Regions from separate parts of the Mus musculus genome. Here regions 1, 2, 4, 5 and 6 are each linked to region 3. A link is a loop called in an ENCODE intact Hi-C map of the cell type or tissue named here. Cell type or tissue: left cerebral cortex. All regions are shown on one strand.

Region 1 (4,000 bases), 130 kb after region 3:
TCACATTGAGAACATCTTTTACACTTTCTCTGTAACCTGTGATTTAATTGGCCCTTTGAGGACAGGTGGTTGCTTCCAGCTTGTAAGGACAGCGAGGAGTAGGTTTCAACTCTAACCACTGTAGCAATGACAGCAAGCTTGGGAAAATCAGCATTCAAGGTTCCTTTTTAACAAATCCATCACATGCAAACTTCTCTTTTCTGTCACTGAATATGGCCTATGTAGCAGAGAAATGATTGAGGTTTATTCCCAAGGGGATACATTGAGTGATTTGACAAGTACTTCTTTTATGTTTAGAAAAAGAATATTCCTGTGACCTTCAGGACTGGGCTGTGACTAACTCAGCTTCTTGGCTCACAGAAAGCTTGGCATTCTCCTAAGAAGCTTTTCTTTTTTTCTATTTGAAGCCAGATCAGTGGATCTGAGGTGACTGTGCCAGCATTTTTGGTTCTCACCCCAGTATTTTTTTCCCTGTGTGTTACTTTATGAAGTTCTATATTGGAACACTCTGAAAGGACTCTGTGCCTCTCTTGATCTGCTCACTTATATAACTATCCTGCCCATCTCATTTCAATTTCATTTATAAATGAAATTCTCTAGTTTGTGTGGATCAGAGGGTATGTATGGGAGGGTATGTGCACATGTTCATATGTGTGTGCACATGCATATTGAGGCTAGAGAGCAACTTTGCCTGTCATCTATCTGTCTGTCTGTCTATCTATCTATCTATCTATCTATCTATTATCTATCTATCTATCTATCTATCTATCTTTCTTTCTATCTATCTATCTATCTATCTATCTATCTATCATCTATCTATCTATCTGCCTATCTATCAAGAGAGAGATAATTAGTGTGTCATTCTAATGTGAATATTTGTACAGCTGCATTTGTTTATATGTAATGCATGAGGCCAGGATCCCATGGAGGTTTTGGGGCAGCACATTCCCTGGAACTGGAATGTTAAGCTGTGGTAGGATGCCTGATGTCAGTATTGGGAACTGAATCTTGTTCCTCTGCAAGAGCAGTAAACACTCAATCTCTGAGTCATCTCTCCACCTCATTATACACCTTGTTTCTTTTTTGAGTCAGCATCACTCACCTACCTTTGTCCATCATTGTCTGGACTTCTGCCTCAGTCTGTAAAGTGGTCCAGAAAATGATGGACAAAAGCCTATAGGAGCACACCTTGACCTGAACTGCTTAGATGTAGATATCCCTGATCCTCTACAATTTAGCCTCTCTTTGTTCCTCTTTATAACATGGCCAAGTTGATCAAGTCACCATTTTTTAATTTCTGCTCTTTACTATTATCTTGGATGTTTGATTGGCTTCTTGAGGACAGATGGCTGAACTTGGCTTTTTGTGGCACAGGCTACACCCCCAAGTTTGGTAACAATATCAGTGCAAGAAAAAGCTATCAAAACATATGCAGGAAGCTTCTGGCATCCATACCGACTCTATAGCAGAAGCTCCATGCCCAGCTGCAGAATTCCCTGCCTGTCAGCACTGCCTGTAGCAGTTGCTAGTGTGAATGGGGAAATTGTAAAGTGCCTGTAGGTTTCTAAGCACCAGTAGCATGTGAGTGCCAACTATGTTGTTGTAGAGGAACCCAATTCTAAATCTGTGTACTTGGATTGCTGTGCTCGGTTTATTTAGAACATGGCATTTGGAGAGATATAAAATACCAGCATGCTGTGTTTTTTGCCTTTTCTTATTTTCCTGAGCAAATTGGTTGGGTCTTTTTACTGAATGATTACCTAGCTGTAGGATGTATGGGGGAGGACTGGTGAAGAAGTATTTTTGTCACGGTGCCTATTGTGGTAGACCTTCTTTGCATTGTTAATTTGAGTAGGAATAATCACCTGTATTGATTTATAAGTATGGAATTTGGTGGGGACATTGATTCCCAAGAAGAGAGCAGCCATGAACAATTTGATTTATGATGGTGTTAAGGCAAATAATTCATATTCAGTTTCTACAATCTAAGGTCGCCTGCCTGGTGTTTAAATGTCAGAATGTATTCAGCAATTTCTTGATGAGTAACATACCCCAGATGGAATGTATAATTTATTTTTTGAGGGCAGAGTCATATTTTGCTTTGACCTATTTGAAACTAAGGAGGCTACCTCTGTATTAGTTGTTCTTAGGTGAGACAAATAGACATGGAAGGCATTCATGCTGTGGGGTAGTTAACATTTCCAAGTAACTTGATTCTGAAGTTAGCTGGTAATGTTTAGCCACGAGTACCACGTTTAAAAATACTTTTTCTATTTTTAAGTGATGGAAACTATTGCCCCAAGGTGTATGATATTCTAAGGCTTGAGTTAACAAGAAAATGGCCAAATGGTCTTGTAATCCCCTGGGGTCATGAATCTAATGATCATAAGGAATATACTTTGATGCACAAATTTTCTTTGTATGTCTTTCCACTGGCTATAATGTTGCTTTCTCAATTCTCCCAGTTCCATTTGTATTCCTAAGAACATTTGTCTCACCAAGACATAACTGTTCTCTGATTTAACTATCTTCAGTTTCAAAGCATAAGTTGCATGAGGTCAAGATTCAAGCCTTAGTCTGAAGATAGCAGATGAATATATGCAAAACACTAACTGAATGAATGTTTCTGTAATATTAGGGTTCTGAAATTTCTTGGATGTGGGTTTGAGAGGGACACTGACACACATTGTTCGGGGTAAGGAGTTTATTAGAATTGTTATTCATGCCTTGGAAAGACAGACATAGACAATAACGTGGCATGGGTGATGGAGAGGATTGAAGTCCCAGAACCAGAGACAGACAGAATGATAGATGCTTTGAAGAAAGAAGTCATAACCCATGAGACAGAAGAATGGATAACTCCCTAAGATGGAGGTTTTTTCATAAGAAGACTGAAGCCAGGTTCTCTGATTCCCATGAAACAAGCAGGAAATGAGTGAGAAATAGGATATTTGCCTATTAACGTTTCCTTTGATGTCATCTCACTTCCCCATGTGCAGTAGTTAATCTTCTTTGTCACCTTGACACCCTGGAATGAAGGAATCTTCATTGAACACTTGTCCCAATCAGATAAGATCCCTTGGTCATGTCTCTGGAGCATTTTCTTGATTATTATTATTATTTTTCAAATAGATGTGAGAAAGTCTATTCCATTGTAGGTGTTCGTTGCCATTGTCAGATAGGTGATCTTGGGCTATATAAGAAACCTAGTAAGAATAAAGCAGGAGCAAGATAGTAAGCTGTAGATTCTTCTTCAAGGTCACACCTTACATTCCTTCCTCGACTTCTCCTGATGATGGGCTTTATATCATGTATGATGAAATAAACACTTTCCTTCTCAAGTTGTCTTTGGTTGTTGCATGTAGCCATGGCAGTAGAAGGCAAGCTAGAGCAAAGGAAGAAATATTAATACCTGGAAGCATTTTATACAGAGAGTCACAAACATGTCTAGGGTAGGCCATCTACTAGTGTTTGTGAGTGAATATCTGCTGCAGATATTGTGGCTTGAGCCAAATTCTGGTTTGAGTTATAACATTATATTCCTATAGGTCCTCTCTGTAACGTCCTGATATATACTAGAATGATAACGGACCTTCCAAAATATCTCAGATCTAAGAATTTCACAACAGCACTGACCCAGGTTTTCCATCTCTGACTTTTATGGGGTAGACCGAAAGCAGTCTTCAAACATCTTCTAGAATTGGGCGATGAGCTCCTTTTGAAATTCATGGTCATGACATATGTCCTTGAATATTTTTTCTAATGGATTCCATATATTCCTGCAGGGAGCATGACTTCGGCAACTTCACCTATTATTTTAAAATGGGATCCCAAAAGTTTGGAAATCCGGACACTCACAGTGGAAAGACTATTGGAGCCACTTGTGACACAGGTAAGGGGCTTTTTTACTATGTATGTTTTGTTGTTATTGTTGTTGTTGTTTTTATTGGTGAGTTCCATGATCCTCTCAAGATTGTTGAAGTTTTTAAAGAAGATACAC
Region 2 (4,000 bases), 350 kb before region 3:
TCATCTGAAGAACAGTGTCTGTGGAAGACAGCCTCTGTGATAGACATTAGGTCCAGATTGTTTGACTATGCAGTGCTATTGTTATGGGTTTTGTTTAAAAACAGGGTAAGAGCCTAGAGAAAGTTCTCTGCAGCTGAATGTTTTCTCTGCAAGCATGAAGAACTAAGTTCAAATCTCAAGCACCCATGTAAAAATCCTTGTATGGCGGTATGCATGTTTGTATGTTTGTAATTCTAATGTACTTGAGAATGAAGACAAGAGGAATGTCAGAGTTCTCTGATGTTTTGCCTGGCACCAGATTCACTGAGAGACTCTCTGCTTCCACAGAGTATATGGGGACACAACCGACTCACATTTGTGAACATATATTACACACACACCAATCTCTCTCTCTCTCTCTCTCTCTCTCTCTCTCTCTCTCTCTCTCTCTCTCTCTCTCTGTGTGTGTGTGTGTGTGTGTGTGTGTGTCTTACTCTCTCTCACACACACATACACATACAAATTAAAAAGAAAAAGGAATGATTTAATTGTCTGTCATAGTGTCATATATGTCAAGAAATTAAATGCTGAATTTGCTCAGCCCTATTAGCTAGGCAAGGAGAGAGGGAAGCTACATCCATCCCTAGAACAGTGATCTGATAATTGGAGTTTTCACTATCTGAGAATGAAGAGTCAATGCCTGCTGCTTCCCATTTAAACCTGCCACCAAAACAGAATTATAAATTCAAACATCTCAAGACATCAGGTGGACAATACAAAGGATTGGCTCAAGCTTTGTGTAAAACAGAGATGGTAACAATAGCCAGTAAATATGTGACACCAACCGAACCTGTCCAGAGGATTGCATTTAGCCCGCAGGCAGATGGCTTTTGACCCTTGAAAGAGCAAGGGAGTCAGTCATCTTGCAGAGACTGTAAGAACAGTTGGCCTTAAGCATTCCCTAATTAGAGCCATCAGGTCTGTCATGGTATAGGGTCATATCAGCAGTGATGTTACAATGCAGTGAGGGGCAGGGGTGAGTGTGACCTCATCAAACTCTCCCTGGATCCTTGAGTTCTTGCTTACAGAGCAGATGGAGAAGCTGAGAAATTAACTAGGAATGAGATTGTGCTTAGGGCATCATAATATTTTTAAATATTTTCCTTTGCCTTCCTTTCTTGTTCCCTTCCTTTTTTTTTAACCTCATCCTCCTATTCTTCCTCTTTTTTAACTCCTTTTATCTCCTCTTTCTCTCTATTATTCTCTCTATTATTCTCTCTATTTATGGATTGAATGTTTATATATTATATATTTGATATGTTCACATTCTAACTTCTAAAGCAGTGGTATTAGGAGGTGCACTCTGCAGAGGGCAGTTGTGTGATAAGGAAAGAGACTTATAAATAAAATCAATGCCTTCTCAAAAGAAACCTCAGCATTCTCACAGTATTTTTCTGCACTGCAACAACACAATGAGGAGATGACAGTTTACAGTCAGAAAGATGGCATCATCAGAGTCAGATCATGCTGGCGCCCAGATCTCAGACTTTCTGCCTCCAAACATGTAAAAAAAAGTGTGTGTGTGTGTGTGTGTGTGTGTGTGTGTGTGTGTGTGTGTGTGCGTGCATATGAATGCCCATTGTTTACAAGCTATTATGTCTTCTCTATGGGACTTTGTCACAGGAGCATGAAGACACTGAGCTGATATATTTATTGATGAATTTTATCAGTCCATGTGTTCTTTCATGCTATAATTTGTAGAATGTCTGTTTACCAGCTAGGGATGCAGTAGAATGGACACTTTGTGTCCTCAACTTCACTTATAATTGTTGAACCTAAGAAATCTTATTTCATTCTCCTTGTCCCTGTCCCTGTCCCTGTCCCTGTCCCTGTCCCTGTCCCTGTCCCTGCCCCTGTCCCTGTCCCTGTCCCTGTCTCTGTCCCTGCCCCTGTCCCTGTCCCTATCCCTCTTCCTTTCCCTCTCCCTCTCCCCTGGTCCTCTCCTTCTCCCCTGGTTCTTTCCTTCTCCACCTCTCCTTTCCCTCTCCTTGTCCTTGCCCTTCTCCCTTCCCCTCTCCCTCTCCTTCTCCCTCTCCTTTTTCCCTTCCTCTTCCCCTTTCTGTCCTTCTCCATTTCCCTGCCCTATACTCCTTCTGTACTTGCTAGAGGTACATTAATTGGCTGCAGAACACAAAAAGGACAGATAGACATTTGTTCATAAATTTGTGGATTGTTTCTTTCTGTTCTACACTCATATCTTCATCTTCCCATTTTTTTTTATTTTTACATCCAGACAAACAAGTACAACATTATCAACTGGTAAGAATGCTAAGCAGACAGTTGGTGGCACTGCTTCTCAGCAGAACTCCCTAGTGCATTAGAAAAGGAGTACTTCTCTATTTATTTTCAAAAGGTTGACTAGCCCTAAGGACATGAGAACTGTTATAGAAGTTGATTTCTGCACCTCCAAAATGGAGACTAGTAGAGCAGGTCTTCAAAGCTGCAAGTTTAATTAATACTCCCAAAAAGCTTGAGTGAGAGTTTCCTTATATCATAGGAGTGTTGTTTAGAAAAGAAGGCATAGAGTGACAGAGCTTTGAGCCTGAGAGTAGATTGGAACAAAAATTTCTTTGAGATGTATCTCCCCAGCTTGTCAAGGCACAAGGAGGAAACTAATTCTTCCAGTTTCCCCTCCAAATTCCTAATTGTTTTAGAGATTGTCTGTCTCTTTTAGCATTCAGTATTATGCATGCTGATTTTCAGAACAGTCTAGATTATATTCTGTTTACTGTTCAAAAAGAATATCAAAATAAATCAATAATTCTAGAAAACCAATCAGTGGCAAAAAGATATATAGACAGAGCTAAGGAGAAATAAATAAGCAAATATAGAGATATGGTAGATGGGAGAGAAATAACAAATAAGGGTATTTATCGACAATGTTTCTAACATTTAATAATTGACACCTACAGCCTGGGCTCTATGGTTAGTTCTTTATTCTTGTTGTTTCATTAATATATCTATGAATAATTCTATTAGTGACTAATCCATATTATATTTTAATAAAGCCCAGTGTAAATTAGATATATCTGTGCAAGTACTTCACTGTGCATTCAGTAGCTGGAATGCAAAATTTGTTTATGGTTTTCATGTAAAATATGTGCCATAAGATATCTCAGGCTAACAGTTGTCAGCATGCCAACTCAAGTCATAGTTGAACAAGCCGATTCTTTTATAGCTTTATAGTCAACATATAGACCATAAAGATGAAAAAAGAAAACAAAGCTGATGCAGAGCATTACCTTCACTGAAGATATTCTCTCACCCATTCTCACAATCATGCCTGTTATTATAATTACTTCCAATTTAAATGACATTCTCCTGTCTGGAGTTTAATATAATTGGCTTATAATTAAGTATTTTATTATGTGTAGGGATACTTTTAATTAGCATAGAATTCTCATTCTTCACCTATGTGTGTATTTCTTATTATTGCTGAATAATATTACAGCCTAGAAATATAGTACAATTCATTTATTATTTATGTTTCTGTTTTCAGGTTACTATGAATAAAATCACTGTAAGTACTTGATTTAAAAAATATTTTGTAACAATACAGTTTCAATTTTCTTGGATAAATACTTAATAGTAGATTCTTTAGGTCACACACAAAGTGTCCTGCTTTATTTTTTTAAATGTCATCTTTTTATTATTTTATTTATTTACATTCCCAATGTATCCCCCTTCCTGTTCCTTTCTCCATGAGTCCTTCATCCCATCCCTCCTCCCTTTTGCCTCTGAGAGCTCTCCCACCTTCTCACCCAGTCCCACTTCATCCCACTAGCATCCCCTTTCCCTGGGGCATCATGGTGCTACAGGATTGTGTGTATCCTTTCCCACTGCGACCAGACACAGCAGTCCTCTGCTACATATGCAGGGGGCACAGACCAGCCTATGTATGGTCTTTGCTTGGTGGCTTAGTCTCTGGGAGTTCTGAGTGGTCTGATTAGTAGATACTTAG
Region 3 (4,000 bases):
AAGTGGAAAAATATCACAGTAATATGTGGACAGTGGTGACACAAGTCTTCTATCCCAGCACTTGGGAGGCAGAGGCAAACGGATCTTGGATTTCTGAGTTTCAGACCAGTCTGGTCTTCAGAGAGTTTTAGGCCAGTTAAACCTTGTCTTAAACAAAACAAAACAAAACAAAACAAAACAAAACAAAACAAAACAAAACAAAAAACAAAAGCAAAAAATTCTGAGTAATAATATCAGGGGAAAAAATCAGCCCTTTGAGTATTCCCCTCATTTAACTGGAACTGTTGAGTCCTTATTCTGGGAATATTCAGAGTTTAAGGTGCCCATTGCTTCCTGGATAGCGCCATGTAGCTCTGATATAGGGTTTCTCTGCTTTTATAGAAGCACTTCAGCAGCCAGACTCTTGTTAGTTCCACAATACAAGATCTTGCAAGTGCTTACTCTAAACCAATGCTTTTTTTCAAACTCTAGTTGAAGGCCAGCAGCCAGTCTCCTCCAGTTCATGGGGGTCATATATTATAGCACAAATGCTTTAAGTGATATGTATATTTTATTTATTTAGCTAACTAGCCCGTCTATTTTGTTTATTTGTTTACTATCCCCCTTCCCCACCCCTGAGTATTTCTTCAGTTTCTATAGGCTGAGAGCAAAGAAAACACTGAGGAAAGAAAGCTGGCCGGCCTGCGGTGCTACTGTCCGTGGTCCTGAAGCACAATTGTGTGATAAAGGTGTTTAAAAATCATCGTTTAGCCTGCATTTTATGATATTGTCCACTTTTCCCCTAGACGTTTTAAATGTGATCAGCGGTTATAGGAAAGGAAAACACAGTCAAGGATACATTGGGGAAGAAAGAAGAGGAGCATAGAGAGTTAGTCTAGAGATAGTGAGACACTTGTGTTCCATGTAATTTCCTAACAACTGAAAACGTTCCATTTGGGAGCAACAGTGGATGAAAATACCGCGACAGAGCCAAGGATAAAAGGGCATTAGCAATGCATGTATCCAGTGATACAGGGTCATTTAAGTATAACATGAACAAAAGATCCAGTGAACCAGGAATCCAGATGGAATAAAGTGTAGGCTGTATTCCAAGTTGCCAGAAGCTTTCTTCCACTTTTTCCGCTTTGATGTAGTACAGACAAAGCCAAAGTTGTCAATCGGCACTGTGATCGAACAAAGACAATTGTAACTTATGCTTCTTCCTGTATATAGCGGTGTACTGGTGTACTGTTTTTGCCTCTAAGCAAATCTCGCAGTTAGACCCCATCACTAAGCTCCCAGTACTTCTGGCTGGCAAGGCACTCATGTCTCTAGTCATGTTCCCAACTCATGTAACCCCTATGAAGCAGAGAGTGACCTTAAATATTTTGGATACTTCAACATGCCTAGAGTGCTTAATACAGATAACTACAATGTCTTTCACGGAAATTGCTTTCACGGAGGTTTGTTTAACAGACACAGCCCTGATTTCTCTAACAGTTCCATCCTCTTTCAGGCTCTCTGGCATTCGGGGCTACAGGTCCACCTGGGCTGCACCGGGCCCTGGCCTCCTGCTGCCACGTGGTAAGGTCTTTCTGAGTGTGGAACCCCATCTGTCCTCCATCCCCTATGCAGATCATTCTGGAGTCCAGCCCCTCCCTGCAGGGCCCGCAACAGCTCCTGGTCCCCGCCCAGAGGGTAACGCCATTGCCATGGAGACGGCACCTGCGCCCTCTGTGGCTCCTTTCTCCAGTCCCTCCCCTCCGGCGCTCCCGGGCGGCGCTCCCGGGCGGCGCGCCCGCGTGCCCATCCTTTAGCAGCCCGGGCGAGTCGCGGGCACGAGCGAACGAGCAAGCAAGTGAGCGGCCGCGCGTGCGCACTGGCCACCTCCCCTAGCGGCGATCCGGGCCGCTGCCGCTCGCTTGGGCAGGACGCGGGGCGGGCGGGGGGAGGGGGGAGCGGCTTTGCTGGCAGCCCTGAGTGAGGCGGAGACCCGGGCGGAGCGGGCGGCACCGCACCTCGGCCAGAAGCAGCTGCAGCAGCTGCCCTAGTCCCCACCGCCGCCTCTCCAGCAGCTTCTGTCATTCCGCGCCAGCTGCTGCAGACAGAGGACGAGGAGGAGGAGGCGAGAAACTCCCACCGACCCACAGAGGTGAGTCCCGGGCAGAGCATCCTCCATCCTTGCCTGCCTCCCTCCCTTCCTGCCTCCCTCCCATCCTCTTCGTCCTCCCCTCCCTCCCGCTCTCCAGCCCTCCCGCCCTCATCTTTCCCAACATCCCTCTCTCCTCTCCGCTCCTTTCTCCTTTCCAGCCTTTCTTTCATCCCTTTCTTCTCTCACCCAGCCCTACTTCCTTCCCACCCTTTCTTTCTTCCCTGTCTTCCTTTCAGCCACTCACCCTTCAGCTCATCTTTGCATACCTTTTATCTATCTTCTCTTTATCACCCCTCCTTTTCTTATCCTCACCCCCTTCCCTGAGGGTGGGATGGTGGGAGCATCCTTGCCTGGTACAACTGTCCGGATTCGGGGGTTTCTTGAAAATTGGTTTCCTGTACCAAGAGAGGCACGCTCGCGCAAAGGATGCCCTGCAGTTCTTTACATTGTCAAGATTAAGGGTCAAGTTGGACAGAGTACTGGAAACTGGAAGGAATAGAGTCCAGGAACAATCTATGGATGTGTGCTATAAAGGGTGGGGGTGGGGAGGTTGTCACTTAGATATGTTTCCAACCGTCCCCCACTCCCCTCTTCAACAGTTTCTTCCTTTCTTTTTTTCCCCCTGGGATTACACATTCCCAGTGTGTATCACACTAATTTAAAACCCAGGCTTTTCTGCTGTGATTGTCGTCTCCATGAGAAACCACAAGGAAAGAGAAGCCTGGAAGGGAACAAGAAAGAAAAGAGGGGAGGGGTGAGGAAGGTTGGCAACAGTGGAAGCCTGAATCCCTTCCTCTAGGCCTTTCTGGATTGATGTTTTCAAACCACCCGCCTAATATTCAGCTTGGACTTGAACCTGTGTGTCCTTGGCTCCGTCACTACTTCACAGACAGAAACTCTCTCAACTTTAATACCGGTGCATTACACATTGTGTTTTGCTTGGTATGCAAAACACCCGGAGAACTTGCTTTGAAGAAATAGAAAGATAACACTTTTTGTTCATCCCTGGTTAACTTCAAGAAAATGAGAATGGCTAGCCAGCTATTGAAGAATGAGGCTCTCCTTTGCCGTTTTGTAAACATATCATTTTGATAGCTTTAGCTGTGTGGTAGGATACAGCACAGGCACCCTCAGTCATGCTCAGCCGCCTTATAGAAATCTTGACATTTTGGGGGGAAAATGTTCTGTGTACTTATTCCTAGATGTGTTTACACTAATGGGAAAGTTGAATTAGCTCTGGGAAGATTGTTCCTGAGAATTTTAAATTTTCGGTCAGTTTTGCATCAGTTGCTTGCACTGAATCTTGTGTTTCACATTGCTGTCTTCAGCGTCACTTCAGTACATTTCAGTCTTCATCAAGAATGGCATGGCAGTTTTTCTGTTTGCAAATGTTTCTGAAAAGCTTAACTTATACATGGTGGCACAGCCATGCTGCTTCAGTATAACGTCTCGGGGGCTCTGATTGTGTGCATAAAAATAAGCTGAAAAATCAAAGACTTAGTTTGCCCCATTGAGATTCTTCCGAATGATTACTCCACCCCCAGCCTTAACTTTACCATAGTTAATTTTCTTGTATAGGTAGCATGTATAGAGGGATCCAAAGCTGGATTCACTGAAGTTGCAGTCAATAACTATAGCATGGAGAAAGTCGTGGATTTATTCCTCTTGTTGAAATTTTGATGACTTTCCAGCAGTGTAATAGGCACTTTTGCATTTTATGTGACTGTAAAGTAGGAGTTGAGATGAAGAGAATTGCCTTCGAAAGTGACAGAGTGCCGACCTGCCTAAACGACTGATACTGATGGCCATGTGGATTCATATTTGGAAAGTATATGATATTAGCAAACAAGGGAAGCCTCTCTCTTTCAC
Region 4 (4,000 bases), 330 kb after region 3:
TCAAAAGGGCATGTTGTGATTGGAGAAGTGATACAGGACATGAGTAGTGGGTGCTCATTCACCTCATCTGTTTCCTATTTGTTCAGGTGGAGGGATCAGGATGCCTTATAAGGCCTAAGTATTACCTGTGAGAGTGTTTTCTAGACTAGATCCCAGAATAAAGCTCATGGTTCCTAGTTTATGGGCAAACTTCCCCAAGCTTTTACTACCTCTCAAATACTGATTTTTTCCTTGAACTCTGTGAACTAACCCTAAAGATGGGTGTCACATCTTATGTTTTCCAGCACGTCCCTGGGAAGGCAAAGGACCCAAAATGGAATGTGCTTTGGGGAGGGGGGTGTTATTAAATTTTTCTCAAAGAATATGCCCTCAAATGCCAAGGAAGACTGTTGCAAACTGCGTGAGGTTCACAGCGCAAGAAAGAACTTTACCTTTTCCAAAAAGATTTAGGGGAAAAAACAAAACAAACAAAACAAAAACAAAAACAAACAAACAAACAAAACAATGTTAAGAGAAACTGTCTGGGCATTGAATTCAAACTAACGTGTTTTAGGCCAAGAGTGTTCTTTCAGCTCGATGTCTTTTTGGCAGGAATGTTGCTTTCTTCTCCTTGGGGAGGTCCCTGGGGCTTTCCTAGGCTGCAGTGCTGGCTGGCTCTAGCCAACCTCTTTCTGCTTAATGCATCTTTTGTAATACTAGTAATTGCACTCAACTATACTGGAGAAAAAAGTTTTAAGATCTTTACATGTTACTCAGACATTAAAGGCAACATTTGATGGAAAGTATTTTTTTCTCTAGGAAGTCCTTTTGAACAGTGGGCCAATGGGACTGACCCTAAATTAACAATGAATCCCCTTTTTTTATTGTAAGCAATGATGTTCTCTCCTGGCTTTTCAAATTTAAGACCATTTCTTTTTTAATTATTAGTGTTTTATATATGTGTGTGTGGATAGATTGAGAGACAGACAGACAGCTTACTGAGTTCATTTAGTGCTGTTTATATGCAGGTGTGTTTACGACTGATCATTTGGCTATACTATCAGCATGCTAGTCCATGCAGAACACCAATTTCCCCCAACAACTACACTTGCCTGAATGTCTTCACCTGAGGTCAGGATCTTTTGAATCCCCCCCCCCCCCCCCACGCACACACAGGGGTTGTCATTGTCAGATGCAGGTCTTGTTGAGGCAATCATAGTTTTGAGATTTTCAGGGTACCACTTCCCTGTTAGACACTCTCTCAATGCAGATGTCCTTACCTGGTCCTCTGGCTCCCATAATCTTTCCTCTCTGGAAGTTATCCAGCAGGAATGCTGCCTCTGGTCTTCTGACCTTTTCTTTGTGTCCCCTGAGGTTTCAGTATAGAGGTTGCAAGTGTATCAACGGGTTTCAATTTTCTGCGTTTGGCCCAGTTGACCATCTCTATAGTACTGTCCATCTGTCTACAACACCAGATACTCTCTGTGATCAGGTCTCTCAATTTCTCTCTCCTCTTCCTCCCCCTCCCTCTTTCTCCCTCCCTCTCTCTTCCTCTCCCCCTCCCCTCCTCTCCTTCCCTCTCCCCCTCCCCTACTCTACCTTCCTCTCTTCCTCCCTTCCTCTCTTCCTCTCTTCCTCCCTTCCTCCCTCCCTCCCTCCCTCCCTCCCTCCCTCCCTCCCTCCCTCCGTTTCTCCTCTCACCTGCTCTTTTGTCCAGTGCTGTTAACTAATACTTCTGCAGCCCCTTTGTAATGTCAGTTGTGTTTTGTCCTCCACACACCAGATTGAGGGAGGTGAAAGAAAAGGATTTAGCACAAAATCATGCAAAGGTCATCCCAGCAACATTAAGTAGGCCTGTCATACTGTCGGTAGTAAAATTAAAAGTGATCCTAGACTAGATAATGCATTTGTTCTCAGACAGCAGCAACAGAAAAGGTGGAATGTTGCCATCTTGTGGACACATCTGGAACCGCGTTTTCGGGAGGTAGCACTGACTTGGGGTGAAGGGTTGTGTCCCATCTTGAGTTCCTATCAGTCCTGATGTCATTGCGTAGAACTACCCTTTGAAGACAAAGCCCCTGCCAAAACTGGCATATACAAACAAAAGTCGCTCTAAATAAACATGGCATGTTTGGGGTTTCCCTGAGTAATGTTGTTAGTGAAAAGCATAGCCTCTGGAAATATTACATATACCTATTTATTTTATAAACTTAAGATGAAAAACGTGAGAAGCTATTGTCTAATGGTTGCTGAAGGAGAGCAAGGCAGCTTTCTTCAGATGCAGACCCTGGTAGATTGCCCATGTGAAACCACAATCAAGCAGGAGGCACTAGGTAGACTATGTTGTTTAAAACCAGAGGCCATGGGAATGGGAGGACATGGTGAAGGAGGTCAGGGCAGATGCCGAGGGAGGAGTCACAAGTGGAAATGATAGAATTGTTTCTAAGTATGTATGAGATTCTCTTTTTTTGGGTTGTTTTGGTTTTTGGTTTTTGGTTTTGTTTTGTTTGTCTTGTTTTGTTTGTTTGTTTGTTTGTTTTGAGACAGGGTTTCTCTGTGTAGCTCTGGCTGTCCTGAAACTCACTCTGTAGTACAGGCTGGCCTCGAACTCTGAGATCCACCTGCCTCTGCCTTCCAAGTGCTGGGATTCTCAAAGACTCAATAAAAATATATTAAAAACAAAAGTGCATGCACAAGATTAACTAGCCAAAATCCCAGAATTGAAGTGGGGAGCATAAAGTCCCACACCCCGCTCCAGAGATTTTACAGTGGAATGGCGCTAGGGGAGAGAGCATCCGTTTTCTTCAAGGATGCAGCCATCCAGTCCAGTAGGTTGTCCTATGCCCATATACACTACGTGGACTCTGAGTTTTAATAAAGGGCCCATGAAATCAGAAAAAAAAAATAGTTTGGGGGGAGAGGACTTGATAAAGTGCACTGTAAGCATGTCCACAATTCTCAAGCAATAGCAAAGGAAAAAATGGAAAACAACAACAACAACAACAACAACAACAACACACACACACACACACACACACACACACACACACACACACCAGCATTTACATGTGCTAATGCAGCTGGTTATAACCTATCTGGTTCCTTTTCACTTTTCTTTTCCAAATATACAAGTCTCTTTAGCATATGGTAATACAAATAAGGCGAGAAAAAAACCACTAAGTTCTTTGTTTCTTGCTTTATTGTTGTTGTTGATGATGATGACGATGACGATGACGATGATGATTATACCAAATGACTGGCAAGAAGCCACTTAAGGCTGAAGGAGATATTTGCCTAACAGTTTCAAGGGATCTAGCCCACCATGGAGGGAAAGGTATGGCCACAGGTGACTCCATAGTAACAAGTGTGCGTAGCTGTCATAGGATCGCTTGGCCTCATATCTTAGAACAGGAAATACATGACTAATAGGAATATGGGACAAGCTATAAAACCTCATGCCCACTCCTTAGTGACCACTTCTTCCAATAAAGGCCTACCTTCTAATTGTGCCACCATCTTCCAATGCACTACTGTTAACTGGGAAGCAAATGTTCTAACACAGGAGCCTATAGGACAGTCCCCACTGGAGCCGTAATGGGGTTTTCTCATCAGAGTTAAGTAATTCCATTCCTTGGTTGGCTTAAAACTATGGAATACCAGCAACCCCCTGCAGTGTTACCTGCTAATGGCTGATTTACCTCAAGCATTCCACTTTGCTTTTAGGCCATGTGCCAAATGTGTTGACGTTCTTCCTTTCCAGATATAGATTCCTTTCCTGCCCTAGTAATTTACAAGAACAGAGAGGGAGTTGGCCTCTCTGAGATTCCTGTTCATGGTTCTCTGTCAGTAGTTCACTAATTATGAAATAGAGTGGATTCATTTTTCAGGAACACCCAACCTCATCTTCTGCTTTATACCCCAATTTGTAATTATTGGAAAATTGAGTGATCTTGAGCAAATGCCAGGCAAGCCTCTAAAATGTGGTAAAGTCACAGAGGCTCTGAGAGGTTGGACAATTCCT
Region 5 (4,000 bases), 120 kb after region 3:
ACCTCTTTATGCATTGTGAACTGCCTTAGAGCATGATGTTTCCATAGAGAGATTACTACTTAGAAAATGTCATGGTTTTCAGTAGACATGGCTCTAAGTCAAGTTTTGAGATTTGCTCTCCACTCTCCACCCCACCCTCCAGGGATTTTTTTTTTTTTTAATTTGAGCTCCATAAGTTGACAGGATTAGTGTTAGTCAAATACTCTCAGATGAATCTCTGTGCCTTATGCTACTTGAGAAGAAGTTCCATGTAATCTATTGTGGGTAAGTCTGTTCAAGTGATTGGACTTTGATACCCTCCCATTAATGCCTGATCTTGGAATATACTTTTCTTCCAACCATTTGCTTTTCTGCAAATCACAAACAAATTAAGTACATAGACCTGTGCATATTGATCTTGGGATTTAAGTATGGAAAAGTCAACAGAATGAACAACTAACATAAGCCATGATTTATGTCCCCATTGGGGAAGCATGATGTTCTCTGTGAGCAAAGAAAATACAGGACAGGTCCTGAAATGAGCAGATTCAGTGGCTCGAAGGGTAAGGAAAAAAAAAAACAAGTAAAGAAACAGGAGTATATTTTTTATGCAAGGCTGATGAAAGATGGCTCAGAGGCAGGGAAGATCAAGAGATGTTTGCAGAGCCACTAGAAGGTATGGAGTTTAGGAAGACAGAAGATGTAAGGTAAATGAGAAATGAATGAAGAATCTTTCCTAGGGGACAGCTAAAATATCTTCAACTATATATTTAGGCAATAATGGTTATCAGGCTTTTTAATTAATACAACATATTATAATTTGTAACTTAAGATATCTACTTTTCCTGAAGAATAGTGGAAGGAGGCAAAATAGATAAGAATAACATGATGCCAGCAACCAAGAAATTGTTTCAATTAAGAAGAAATGGTGAAATATTTAATTAATACATGAGAATGGGGATGTGGAGTTAGGGCTATGCTAGATATAGGTGGACATAGAACTTGTTGTAGATGACTGGCTTTTTGCTGTAGGAAGTGAGAAAAAGGAATCAAAGACAGACAGCGGTTCTATTTTTATCACATTTTCATTTAAAACGTAAATATAACCACTGAAGTGTAATCATAAGATTTGGACACAACTTTGTGGGAAATGAAATCATTTTAAGCACTTGGAAATGTAGCCAATGGTTAAAATATGAGGCTAGAGACAAGAAAGGAGTCCTAAGTATAGTGACAGAAGTTTGGGAAATTTCAACATCAGGTAATCTATGAACAGGAAGGAGATAAGCCAGAGACTATCTGAAAATGAGGTATGAGAGATGGGCAGTGATGGAGTGTGGAGTGGTAGGTTTAAGGAGACAGATAAAGAAAATGAGGTCTCAAAGAGAATTGTGAACCATATGCTAAGAAGGTGGAGGAATACCAAGAGAATATGGTGTCCTTGAAACTAAGGATAGAACGAAATTGTCAAAACATTGCTGTGAGGGCAAATAAGACAAGAACGAAAAGGGGGCCCATGATATTTTAATATAGATTTATTTTTATTTAGATAAGGACTATGCAATCGTTACATAAGTAGCATGAATATATATGGTAGAAATATATAATTATGTATATAATTTGTCACCCAAAATCCCATCACCCTGAATAACTACTGTTCAAATTTGATACATCTTTCCAGACTTTTCTCTATGCAAATGTATGCTCTGCATCAAAATATACATCTATATATAACAAAATGAGTTCATACTGTAAAAATATGGAATGCGGCATGAATTTGCCTATCATCCATCCCGAGGGACCATGATAATCTCCACAGCAATCTGATTTTAGTGTATGAGCTGGCACGTCACATTGGGCCCATTGAATCAAGTGTCTAGGGGATCGAATGTAACTTTGCAAGGCTAATTTTGTTGGAATGGAGGGCAGAAGCCAGATTGTGGTGGGCGGTAACATGAGTAGGCAGTAAGGAAGTGATAGGATAACACTAGCTGCTTGGGAGGTAGGCTCTGAAGAGAAAGCAGAGTGTCAAGAGAGGAATAGAAAGAAGAGTGTGTATCTTATATATGTTTGTGCCTGTGTGCATTCATGAGTGTGTGTGTGTGTGTGTGTGTGTCTGCGCTTACACACACACACACACACACACACACACACACACACACATTTAGTCTTACTCAGATAAGACTTTCTCACTGTTTGTTAAGAGCCAGAAAAAGGTTGAAGAGACAAGGAAGAGTATATTTCTATAAAGTAATGTCATAAGCAAGAAAGGATATGTTGTAGAGATTAAGGAATAAGATATTTTTTATGCAAGAGATAATTGTTTCATAGGTAAAAGTCGAAACATAAGCTGATACATTTGCAGGTGTGTCCTCTGAGGTGACTTTTCTCACCTAAGAATGTGGATATGATATCCACATGAGTTATCTGTTGAAGATTATTTTTTTGATCTTGTATGAAACAAATGCCTTCTACATTAGATCTGACCTACCAGGTTTTCCCTTGTATAATTATGGTAATACCGAGAGATTGGTGCTAGGAGAGTCTAGCCTTCTCTAGGGGCAGGAGAAAGGGCCCCTTAGTTCTTGCTTCTCTTGGCAAGCACAAAGACTCAGTTCCTAGTACTCATGTAGTGGCTCCCAACCATCTGTAACTTCCATTTCACATGATCTGCCCCCCCTCTGCTGGATACTGCAGAAACTGTCCACACATGATGCATATAATTCCAGGCAGACAATCATAAATACTGAATGAAAATGAATAAATCTTTATTTTAAAGAACCTAGCCTACTTTTAACAAGGTAAAAATTTAGGACTTCTAAACAAACTTTCAGTAACCTTAAGTAACTTTGAGTGTCTTGGAATCACCTATTTTTGAGAAGCTCATTTTTGGGCGTGTTCTGCTTTTTTCCCCCAAGACTTAACTCTCTGGGAAGAAGTTGTGGTTATATTTGGAGAAGTATACTGGGAAGACATATTTTGAACAATTTTGGATCGAACTCTATTAACCCTCAGATTAGTGAGTCTAAATCTTTGAGCTTTAGTTCTGTTCATTAAAACTGGGATCCTGTCTCATTGGCCTTGCTGTCTGAAGAGACCCCTTAAGGTAGAGCCTAAAACTGTTGGTGGGGCTGCTGCTCAGGGGAGACCCCGGAGCTCCGGCTAGTGTTGCTGCATGGCTGTCTTCTGTGCAAGTTACTCAGGAAATTCCCGAACTCCGGATCAAATCTAGAACACCAGGATTTGGTGACAACGTGTGCAGCTATTACAAAGGATAATCAGCCTGGTCGATGATGTGCAGTCGTCAGTGTTGTTGCAGAATATAAATATTGTGAATTTATTGGGAAGTGTTGACTACCTCAAAAAGCACAGCACAGCTGAAGCGTACGTTTCTTAAATGCAACGAAGCAGAAGCAGATCTCTCGAGGCGCCTTTAGGTTCCTACACACTAACAGAAATGCTGCAGATGACCAGATGGAAACATACTTTATAGTTTGCATCTCTCCTAAACACAAGACTCTCAAGATTAATAAGGTAATTTAGCAGTGAGCACACATGCTAGCACTGCTGATGTTGAAATATCAATCCTTATTGTAAAATACTGCTAAGCAAATATAATTGTTATAATGTGTTGTAACCTTTCCAATACTGTCAATCAATGGGAAGGGTCAATGCTAGCCCCATTCAGAAAAGCTAGTTGCCACTTATTATAGCTGCCATTGTTCAGAGAAGTTTTATGTGTTTATATTCAGTAAACAAGCTACTTTTGGCCAGGAGAAACTTCATGGATCGGGGGTATTAGGTTTAAATTTTATTCCTATCCGTTTCTGCAACCTAAATCCTTATTAAGTCACCATCACATCTGTGGATTTAACATTGACTTTTAAAATACAATATGATAATCCTCTTGGACTTACTTCAAAATGCAAGGTATTATGTGCTAATGAAGTAGTCTCATAACCATTTTGTTGTTTAATATAGGTCTTAATTAAATATCTTCATTTTTGTATTTTGTTATTAT
Region 6 (4,000 bases), 110 kb after region 3:
TCTTGATTTTCTTTTGTTTTGCAAATTGTATCTTGGGTGTTCTATGTTTCTGGGCTAATATCTACTTCTGAGTGAGTGCATATCTAATGACTTCTTTTGTGATTGGGTTACCTCACTAAGGATGATATCCTCCAGATACATCCATTTGTCCAAGAATTTCACAAATCCATTGTTTTTAATAGCTGAGTAGTACTCCACTGTGTAAATGTACCACATTTTCTGTATCCATTCTTCTGTTGAGGGACATCTGGGTTCTTTCCAGCTTCTGGCTATTATAAATAAGGCTGCTATGAACATAGTGGAACATGTGTTCTTATTACCAGTTTAGACAGACTGATAGATGGATTTGAATCTATATGAGCTCCCGGTTAGCTTAATGAAGGTACAGGTATAGAAATATGTATAGATACATGTATTGTCACACATTGGTGTATAGGCATATTTCTCAGACATCTAATAACCGAGAAGATCAAGTAACAGTGATCAATAATCTAGTACCCAAAACGTGATTTTCTAATGCTCTTCTCTAAAAGGAACCAAGATATCTTAGAGAAACACCTGTCTCAAGGTAGAGACAGGAGTTTGCTACCACAGTCTCAACAATTTTGCCATTTTTGGAAGGAGATCACACATGAAATGTGTGTCAAGGTGGCTTTCTTGAAATAAGCCAGCTGAGAGAGTTTCCTGTGGGTAAAACTGGTTAAAATGGAAAAGTTCTAAGAAATGGTTTGGAGTCGTAGCCTGAAATGTTGCTTCAGATATGCTTACTGACATAAGAATATGATTAAATAAGTAGGTACAGATGGAGAACAAATTTGTCAATCAAGGAAATGTTTAGTTTATGTAGTGAAACTTACTAGCTTAAGAAGAGTGAGGATAAGCCGAGTGTGGTGGCGAGCGCCTTTAATCACAACACTTGGGAGGCAGAGGCAGGCAGATTTCTGAGTTCGAAGCCAGCCTGGTCTACAGAGTGAGTTCCAGGACAGCCAGGGCTATACAGAGACACCCTGCCTTGAAAAACCAAAACCAAACCAACCAACCAACCAAACAAAGAGATTAAGGATAGATCAAAGATCCAGTGGTTGTACCCTTCCAATACCCACTGTACACTGCCATTTAATGTCTATGGTACAAGTCATTTTGACAGTTCATGTGATTCTGACAGTTGTACTTTATGCCCACAGTTTTCCTCTAAGAAACATCTATAGTTATTTTTAGGATTTATTTCATTTTTATTAGGTTTTCTATGGGGTATGTACACACACTGGTCACTAATCATGGAGGCCAGCAGTGTGTGTTGGATCTCCTAGAGTTAGAGATTACTGAACTGCCCAAGTTGGATCTTGTGAAGTAGATTCTGGTTCTCTGCAAGACCAGAGAGAATCCTTTTTCTTTTTTTCTTTTTCTTATTCATTTTACATTATGTTCACTGTCCCTCCTCCTGGCAACCTCCTCCCATAATCCTTCATTCTTCCACTTCTCTGATAGGGTGGACCCTCTCACCCCACCCCCAGACCTCACCTGGGCACATCAGGTCTCTTCAGTGCTTAGTCCATCCTCTCCCACGGATGCCAGACATAGCATCTAAAACAACATATTCTACAGACAGGCAACAGCTTTTCCGTTTGGGACCCACATGAGGACCAAGCTGCATATCTGCTACATATATTTGTGATGGGGGTGGGGTGGAGTGGGTGGGTCATTGGTCATTCATTCATGCAGTTTCTTCTCCATGCATGAGTTTTCTTGCATTTTTATAAACAGGATACATTTTGTTTCGAAAGTTTTGTGGTTGAGTTGGAGCATCCTTAGCAACTGAGCAATCTCTCTAGCTCCAGCACACCCAGGTTATCTATCATCTATTTGTCCGTCCATCCATCCATCCATCCATCCATCTATCTATCTATCTATCTATCTATCTATCTATCTATCTATCTATCTATCTAATCTATTATATCTATCATCTATATGCATGAGTGTGTTGCCTATATGTGTACCATATACATGCCTGGTGCCCTCAGAGAACAGAAGGTATAATTTGATCCCCTAAAACTGGAGTTACAGAATATTTTGAGCCACCATATGGGTACTGATGATTGAACCAGGGTCCTCTTCATGCTCAGTCAGAGTTCTTAACCTTGGAGTCCTGTCTCTATCCTCTATAGCTCCAGTTTGGTGAAGAGAAAACATCAGACTGGTCTCATACCAGAGGTATACTACAACCTTCAGCAGCACCTCTCAACTAGGTTAAGGTTACCCAAAAATAATGGAATAGTAAGACACTCACATGCTAGAACTGCTTTTTAAGAGACATGAACTGTAAACATAATGTGATACTTTGGAATGGAATCAGGTACTGAATAGGACCTAGAGTAAAGCTAAAATCTGAAGGATATACTTTAAACATGTCTTACATTTTCATTTTGAGTGTTTGCCTACATGTATGTCTGCACATGTATGCATTACCTGTGGAGGCCAGAAGAGGGTGTTGTCAATTAGATCTGGAATTACAGATAGCAACTTTTTTTCCCTTAGGGGAAAAAGAAAAAGCAATAAAATGATAGTGGGTAAAAAGACATTATGTTGTAGTCAGTGCTCTAGTTATAGCAACCTAAATGCGAAACAAACACCTCCGCATTCCAGGCTATTTCTGTTTAAGGTGTTCTCAGCCTCTTTTAGGTAGAGGACTATTTACAGTGACTCAGAAACAGACATTTCCTATTGCAAGCCATTCTGGTGACCTTGGTAGTTCTTCATTTCCAGTTCTTCATATAGAGGCTGGGAGGAGTGTCTGGGGACCATGATGGAGATTTTCAAGGGCTGTCTCTGCATTGGATTTTTATTCCCATACTCACTCACACCCAAGGCCAAAAGACAGTGTCTTGACTCATAGAAGAAAAACAATTAATGAGAAAGCATTATTCTTTCAGAGTGTAGTTTTTTTTAACTGACCATAGATGTGATAACTCATCAATAATTGACATGAGTGTTCAGCAAACAATTTTGCAATTTTTTTCACTCGATGATTTTTGTTAGGAAATAACTAAAATAAGCCTTCCGGAAGGTGATTGCATCTGATATATGCTCATGAATCATAAACTAGCATCATTTTTGTTGCTGCAATGACAAGTTTTGTGTTTCCCTTTTTGTTTAGTTGGGTTTTTTTGTTGTTGTTGTTTTGTTTTGTTTTATTATTTGGGGCTAATAATGCCATATCCTCTAGAATTTGGGAGGAGAATAAGCCATTTTAGCCTTTTATGGTCACTTGACATTTCTGATACATGGATACTCACCCATCTTTTAAGCCATTGTGACTATTGAATTTCCTGTGAGGCTAGGGGTAGCCTTGTAGACAGGAACATTCACACATACAGAGGCAAGGAGCCCACAAAGAGCTTTCAGTGGCAGCATTGGGACCTGAACAGTAAATAGCATTGGTCTTTCTAAGGACTTGCTGATGAGCTTATATTTTGAAATAAAATATTTTAGGAATTTGCATGAAGTTGACACAAAATGGCTTATAGGCTTAGGATAGTACATGCCTTCAGCATGTACTTTTGAGATCTAATACAGTCACTGGGAAAATTATTTACATTCTTAGACTATAAGCATTTAATATTAAATAACTGCTTCCCATTTTCAAATATTTTTTTTCATTAAAATACAAGCTGATATCAGTTTATCACTTTTAAACAACAAACTGAATTGAGGCCAACCATGTAGGTGCACCCTACCATCCTGGCACTCAGTAGGCTGAAGCAGGAATATCATGATTTTGAGACCAGGAAACCTTACCTCAAAGAGCTTCACCTAATTTTTAAAAAAAATATTGAGTAAAAGGAAACAAATTAGGGCTTCACTAGCTAACTGAACTAATCTGTCTTGGGCTCATTATGAATGAATTCCAAATTACATTTGAACCATTTTGTGTGTGTGTGTGTGTGTGTGTGTGTGTGTGTGTGTGTTTGTTTCTTTGTTTGTTTGATAGGTTGGTTGAAGA

The links. A loop is a pair of places that touch in the nucleus more often than their neighbours do. Peaks named below come from ENCODE experiments on the same cell type or tissue, not always from the same donor. Only the 100,000 strongest peaks of a DNase experiment are listed, where the experiment ranks them.
Region 1: it touches region 3 in a loop (4-fold over the local background); 2 of 42 quality-filtered maps call a loop at or near these places.
Region 2: it touches region 3 in a loop (4-fold over the local background); 2 of 42 quality-filtered maps call a loop at or near these places.
Region 4: it touches region 3 in a loop (3-fold over the local background); 4 of 42 quality-filtered maps call a loop at or near these places.
Region 5: it touches region 3 in a loop (2.9-fold over the local background); 4 of 42 quality-filtered maps call a loop at or near these places.
Region 6: a loop joins it to region 3, with 5 times the contacts of the local background. A loop is called at or near these places in 4 of 42 quality-filtered maps.

The regions. Positions count from the first base shown.
Region 1 is chr6:77,845,370-77,849,369 of GRCm38, reverse strand. It overlaps Ctnna2 (catenin (cadherin associated protein), alpha 2), which reads left to right. Exons shown (of 20, transcript NM_001109764.1): 3 at 3,786-3,892. The coding sequence starts at 3,791. Among named protein-coding and RNA genes, the nearest start is that of Ctnna2, 130 kb to the left of the region's middle. In left cerebral cortex, no CTCF peak of the experiment used is centred here; DNase peaks (open chromatin) are centred at 414, 1,051 and 1,537; H3K27ac peaks cover 769 bases.
Region 2 is chr6:78,326,326-78,330,325 of GRCm38, reverse strand. No RefSeq gene overlaps it. Among named protein-coding and RNA genes, the nearest start is that of Reg3b, 43 kb to the left of the region's middle. In left cerebral cortex, a CTCF peak has its summit at 2,324 (motif pointing right); a DNase peak (open chromatin) is centred at 2,353.
Region 3 is chr6:77,977,551-77,981,550 of GRCm38, reverse strand. Ctnna2 (catenin (cadherin associated protein), alpha 2) reads left to right here and starts at 1,884. Exons shown (of 20, transcript NM_001109764.1): 1 at 1,884-2,131. In left cerebral cortex, a CTCF peak has its summit at 1,879; DNase peaks (open chromatin) are centred at 1,781, 2,449, 2,816, 3,196 and 1 more place; H3K4me3 peaks cover 2,860 bases; H3K27ac peaks cover 1,760 bases.
Region 4 is chr6:77,648,217-77,652,216 of GRCm38, reverse strand. The region is part of intron 5 of Ctnna2 (catenin (cadherin associated protein), alpha 2); the gene reads left to right. Among named protein-coding and RNA genes, the nearest start is that of Gm38837, 45 kb to the right of the region's middle. In left cerebral cortex, a CTCF peak has its summit at 1,931 (motif pointing left); a DNase peak (open chromatin) is centred at 1,924.
Region 5 is chr6:77,860,888-77,864,887 of GRCm38, reverse strand. All of the region lies in intron 2 of Ctnna2 (catenin (cadherin associated protein), alpha 2), which reads left to right. Among named protein-coding and RNA genes, the nearest start is that of Ctnna2, 120 kb to the left of the region's middle. In left cerebral cortex, no CTCF peak of the experiment used is centred here; DNase peaks (open chromatin) are centred at 15, 1,350 and 1,889; H3K27ac peaks cover 1,477 bases.
Region 6 is chr6:77,872,008-77,876,007 of GRCm38, reverse strand. The region is part of intron 2 of Ctnna2 (catenin (cadherin associated protein), alpha 2); the gene reads left to right. Among named protein-coding and RNA genes, the nearest start is that of Ctnna2, 110 kb to the left of the region's middle. In left cerebral cortex, a CTCF peak has its summit at 2,458 (motif pointing right); a DNase peak (open chromatin) is centred at 2,633.